2 separate regions of the Homo sapiens genome follow, and region 2 is linked to region 1. Evidence: read pairs that join two places in POLR2A ChIA-PET (ENCODE). Cell type or tissue: K562. All regions are shown on one strand. Each heading gives the region's core, and the rest is flanking DNA. Links, peaks and the distances in the headings are about the cores only. Region 1 overlaps RTCA (RNA 3'-terminal phosphate cyclase). Region 2 overlaps CDC14A (cell division cycle 14A).

Evidence for each region. Peaks named below come from ENCODE experiments on the same cell type or tissue, not always from the same donor. Only the 100,000 strongest peaks of a DNase experiment are listed, where the experiment ranks them.
Region 2: POLR2A ChIA-PET joins it to region 1 with 5 read pairs; 27 of 35 experiments call an interaction of 5 or more read pairs at or near these places.

What each region holds. Positions count from the first base shown.
Region 1 is chr1:100,277,610-100,280,531 of GRCh38, reverse strand. All of the region lies in intron 8 of RTCA (RNA 3'-terminal phosphate cyclase), which reads right to left. Among named protein-coding and RNA genes, the nearest start is that of MIR553, 2.2 kb to the left of the region's middle. In K562, for the core only: a CTCF peak has its summit at 2,487; no DNase peak of the experiment used is centred there.
Region 2 is chr1:100,361,758-100,364,679 of GRCh38, reverse strand. The region is part of intron 2 of CDC14A (cell division cycle 14A); the gene reads right to left. Among named protein-coding and RNA genes, the nearest start is that of CDC14A, 11 kb to the right of the region's middle. In K562, for the core only: no CTCF peak of the experiment used is centred there; a DNase peak (open chromatin) is centred at 1,609; H3K4me3 peaks cover 1,282 bases.

The DNA.
Region 1 (2,922 bases), core at 326-2,825:
CAGGAGGAGTCAGTCAATCTCAGCAGGCATGTTGCTCTCTCCTCTATTCTCTCCTAACACCCTAAGTCTAAAAATAAGTACTGTGTACTCTACAAGTGTTTTATCCAAAAACTACTTTAAAGTACAAGTTGCTTCATGTGACAAAGTGAGAAAAAAATGCTGACAGAACATTAGAAAATTTTTTTCAGGCCTGGTAAAAAAATTCCATGTATTACTGATAAAGTAATGATCCCTTTACAATCAATCTCAACGCAGCATATCTAAAATTATCATCTACCCTGGCAAACTAACTCTACCCCGTATATTCACAAGAGGTAAATATATCCAGTTACCTAAGCCAGACATCTAGAAGGTCATACTTTACACTGCCTTCCTCACTTCCCATACCCAACTGGCCAGCAAATATTGTCCATTCACCTTTGCAAATACCCTTTTATCAGTATTCACCTCTCTAGCCCAGCATTCCTTGGCACAGGCCCTTACCATTCTGACCTGAATTGTAATGAACTCTTATCTTCCTGCCTCTAATATGGCTTTCTTCTACTTCTCTGAATTATCTTTCAAAAACTCTCATATCACATCCCTCATTAAATGCTCTATATTTCAGGATGAAATGTAAATTCCTAGATATAACCTATAGCCTTTCAGAATCTGGCCTGTCGATATTTCTGTTGTCATCTCTCTCCATTCCCTTACCCAGATCTATTATCCACTTGCAGTTGCTTGCTCAAACACAGAACACTATTTTTTTGGTGACAGGGTCTCACTGTGTCACCCAGACTGGAATGCAGTGGTGCAATCATAGCTCATTGCAGCCTTGAACATCTTAGGATCAAGCAATCCTCCCGCTTCAGCCTCCTGAGCAGCTGGGACTATAGGTGTGAGCCACCATATGGGGCTACTTAAAAAAAAAAAAATTTTAAGAGATGGAATCTTGCCATGTTGGCCAGGCTGTTGTCAAACTCCTGGCTCAAGCAATCATCCTGCTTCAGCCTCCCGAGTAGCTTGGACTAAAGCTGCATGCCACCTCACCCAGAATACTTTTGTATGTCAAATTTCTTTGTCCTTCCTCCTTAGCTCTCACTTTTCTATCCAGCTAACTTCTATTTACCCACAGAACCCACTGGAGGACCATTAAATGGCAGAAGGCAGATTTGGTGTCAATCAGTCCCCAGAAGGATTCCCTTTGCTTCCCCTGTATTCCTATGGTACCCTGGGGATACCACTATCATAGAACTGGTCTGTTTCCTCTGCCAGAATAACCCAGGAGGCAGGAATCATAGCTGTCACTTTTGAATCCCTAGTACACAGTACCTGGCACATTTGGTAACCAGTAATACAAACAAACTCACACTTCTCCCAATGCCTGCTAAGTACTTATTACTTGTAATATGTCTGCTCCTAGTCTCCGTTTTATATTTGTATTCTCTTTGCTTCTAAAGACTGTTGTAGATAGTGCATGCAGTGGCTCAATATCCACACTGATTCCTCACTGCACCTAATATGTAATTAGTATATGCCAAATACATATTTTAGATCACTATTTCTCAAACTTCAGTATACATTAAAAGTACCTGGAAAGTTTGTTAAAATGGATTCCTGGGCCCCACTCCCACAGATTCTAATTCAATACGTCTGAGGTAGGTCCCAAAATCTGTATTTCTAACGAACTCCCAGTTGATGCTGACAAGTTTGCCTGTCTGCCAACCACATTTTGAATAGCACAGTTTTAGACAGAATTCATTTATGTGAGTTCAACTGGAAATGGTGATTTTATTTATTCTCTTGATCAGATTTGATGCCCAACTAGTTCTAGATTTACCAACTGAGCAAACTGAAGAATTCCTAATTTTTTTTGTATTCAGTAGTAATAGTGTGGCTTAACAGCATAGCTAGGGTAAACATTTTTATTTGTTTATTTATTTTGCAAAGACAAAGTCTCACTACATTGCCCAGGATAGTCTTGAACTTCTGGTCTCAGTAATCCTCCCACCTCAGCCTCCCAAAGTGCTAGGATTACAGTTGTGTACCACTGTGCCCAGCTTGGTAAGCATTTTTAAAGATGCTACAAAGTAGGAATAAAGCAATCAATGACCACGCAAACAACTAGAAGTTCACCTAAAAGTTGCCTGATTGGTAAAAGTAACTTTAAATATTAACAAACACATGCATGTATGTATCTTCTCTCTCTAATATACCAAACCTTAAACAAATTTCCCTTTCACAAAAACATTCAAAATTCTGAAATCACCAATGTAATAACTGATGCAGAGAAGAATCATCAATAGATGTTAAAACCACTGGATGAAAGCTGTTATGGGTGCAGGATAACCAGATGGCCTCAAAATATTTTCTTGGATCACTAGTTAATTACAAAGGTAAAAGGAACTTTCATGGCAGACAGATCTGCAGGACACACCTCCTTAACCAAGTGATCACACTCAACCTCACCAATAAAGGAGAAACTAACATCATGTGCCCCCTGCCGTGATACAGTGGAATGTACACAAAATCACCTATGTAGTATTCTTAATAAAAATGTTTAATCTGAATATATCATGAGACAATCAGACAAATTTAAATTGTGGGAAACTCTGTGAGAAAATGGCCTGGACTCTTAAAAATGTCAGTATCATGAAATGAACAACAACAAAAAAGGTAATGGGAGGATTGTGTATTAAAAGAGGGACTAAAGAGACTTGAGAAACAAATGCTATGTGCCCCCCCCCAAAAAAAAAAATTCCACATCGCTCTAAATAATATTTTGGAAACAATTCATTATGTATGAAGCTATCTGGTGTGTCAGAATAAAACAAATTCTTCAGGTGTAAAAATGGTATTATAATTATGTAGTTATTGCTCTTTGGACATATATGCTGCAGTATTCAGGGGTGAGACATGGCACCTGCAACTTATATTGAA
Region 2 (2,922 bases), core at 269-2,768, 84 kb before region 1:
TAGTACTGAAGGCAGGAGAGCTATACAGACAGTATATGCAAAGCTTTGTTAGAAAACAGAATGATGAGCGATTCCCCCATACATAAAAGGCTAACCCTCAGATTTCATAAAGTGGCTGAGGCTCTCAAAAGGAAAATAATTACTCTAAAATTTGTGGTGAGGATCACAGGGCCGGGGGCAACGGCTCCGCCTGTAATCCCAGCACTTTGGGAGGCCGAGGCGGGCGGATCACGAGGTCAAGAGATTGAGACCATCCTGGCCAACATGGTGAAACCCTGTCTCTATTAAAAAAAAAAATACAAAAATTAGCTGGGTGTGGTGGCATGCACCTGTAGTCCCAGCTACTTGGGAGTCTGAGGCAAGAGAATCGCTTGAACCTGGGAGGCAGAGGTTGCAGTGAGCCGACATCGGGCCACTGCACTCCAGCCTGGCAACAGAGCGAGACTCCATCTCAAAAATAAAAAATTAAAAAAAAAAAAGATGATCATCCATAATGATGAAGTCTGTGTATGACAGAAAAAAAGTAAATTGTGATCAATAAATTTTTTTTTTGTGACAGGGTCTTGATCTGCCACCTAGGCTGAGTGCTGTGGCATGCTCATGGTTCACTGAAGCCTCGACCTCCTAAGCTCAAGTGATCCTCCCACCTCAGCCTCCAGAGTAGCTAGGACTACAGCCATGTGGAACATGCCTGGCTAATTTTTGTATTTTTTGTAGAGACAGGGTTTCAGCATGTTGCTCGAGCAATCTGCCCACCTTGGCCTCCCAAAGCGTGGAATTAGAAGCGTGAGCCACTATGCCTGGCCAGTAAATTCTTTAAGAAGGCAGAAATGTATATTCATTTTAGAAAGGTTTCCGTAAATTATTCAAATTATAAAACTTTGATATTTCAGAATGTAATTTTCCAATTCTCTGTAGAAGCTGTCTCACTGAAATGCCACATATCCAGATACACAAAACTGAATAAATGCATTACTAAAGTACATCAATCATGGGGACCAAATTTGAAATAAACTACCTTTTCCAGTTCTCAAAAGAAAATTAAATTTTATAAAAAAAAAAAAAGAGAAGTCTAAACTGGCAAATTCTTCAATTTGTCACTAGGATGTGAAAATATTTAAGACCAAAAAATTAAATTAACAATAAAGGAAATATCTTATTCAAATTTATAGTTTACACAAATTATTTCTTATAAAGGAATTCACTGTCAACAACAAATAATTGTGATCATTTACCAGATGTTTTTGATATACGAGTTAAAAAGAAATTACTTAGGCAGGTACTGAGGGTTCGGGAGCCCTCGGTAAGGGTTTCCTTTTAATGAAAAGCAGCCCTAAAATCATTTTCTCTTTTAACAAACAGCAGCCTGTAAAAGAGAGCTGCACACGTAAACAAGCAAGCTGGAAACTTGCACAGGTGAATGTCGGCAGTTGTGCCAGTAGGAATACTACTACCTGGGACTAGGCATGTTCAAAATGGCAGCTCCATCTTCTCTTTTTGCCAGCCACATGTACAGTGAGGAGCAGACAAGACGGCACTGGCCGAGTGGAAAGTCCATTTGCATAATAAGATTAGGGTGGGGTGATCAGCCTTCCCCACCCACTACGTAAACGTCACACCTGGTTGAACCAATCTGCGGGCCCTATGTAAATCAGACACCGCTTCCTCAAGCCAGACTATAAAACCTGTTGCGGTCAGCTGCAGGCCCGCTTTTCCCTTTGGACTCCTCTGTCTCACAAGAGAGGGAGAGCTACTCTCTCCTCTGTCCTTTCTTCTGCCTATTAAAGTCTCTGCTCCTTAACCCACTCACGTGTACCTATTGTTAATCTTCGATGAGATGAAGAACCCCGGGTATTTACCCCAGGCAACAATGCTGCTTCATTTTCAAGTTGTCAAGAACTGGGGATGTTACATATTTTTAATAAATAGAGCAATATTTTTGATGACTCTCAATCCACATAAAATTCTTTGGTGCTCCTGGAAGTATTTCGTTGATTAAAACAAACCAATATATTTTTTAAGTAAATTGAAACTAAAGCTTTAAAAAGAATTATTCACAGCTCTACTTTGCTTCAGTAATGTGAATTGGAACAACTTAAAATGACAAGACATAGGAAACAACCAAAATGACCAAAGAGAGAAAAATGTTCAATACAGTATGGTATATCCTTTCCCCGAAATATTATTAATATAGAGACATTTATGGTGATTTTGAAAAATGGCATTGGTTTACAATGCTCATGTATGATTAAAAAAATCAGCATTTAAAACTGCATATACAAAATTATGCCAATTAAAAATTTATAGCACTGTAGGTTTGAATTTCTTCATTGTAGAAAAGCAATATTCTTTGAAAAATTAAAAAAAATATTTCTAAGACACAATGAATTTCACAATTCAGTATAAAAAATTCAGCTCAAATCACAAAGCCAGAAAGGAACTTGAGATCAGTTGTGCCACTTACCTCCCCACATTTTAAATATCCAGGACAGACACGGTCTATTTTCCGCTTAAAGATCACAAAAGACAAAGACTCCATTATAATGACCCCCTTTTTACTTCCTATCTCCAATCCTCAAAACAAAACAGAATAGCAAAAAGGCAGTTTCCTTCTGATTTACGTACCTCACCTACTTAAAGGTGTCCCTCTCTCCCAGTCACCCAAGCCAGAAACTTTGAATTCACCTTTGCTTCCTCCTCCCTACCCGCATCTGCTCAGTCCCAAATCCAGTCAACCAATTCTTTCCAGCCTCTCCCCATCTGGCCTTTCTTTCCCCACTGCTGCAACCCTAATCCAATTCTTCCATAGCCTAACTGACCCCACCTTCGAGCGATGGCAGCACTCGTCCTAAAGTAGAGCCCTGGTCACTCTCTGCCATTTACAAGCAAGCACAATTTACTGACATCCAAACAGTTTTCCAC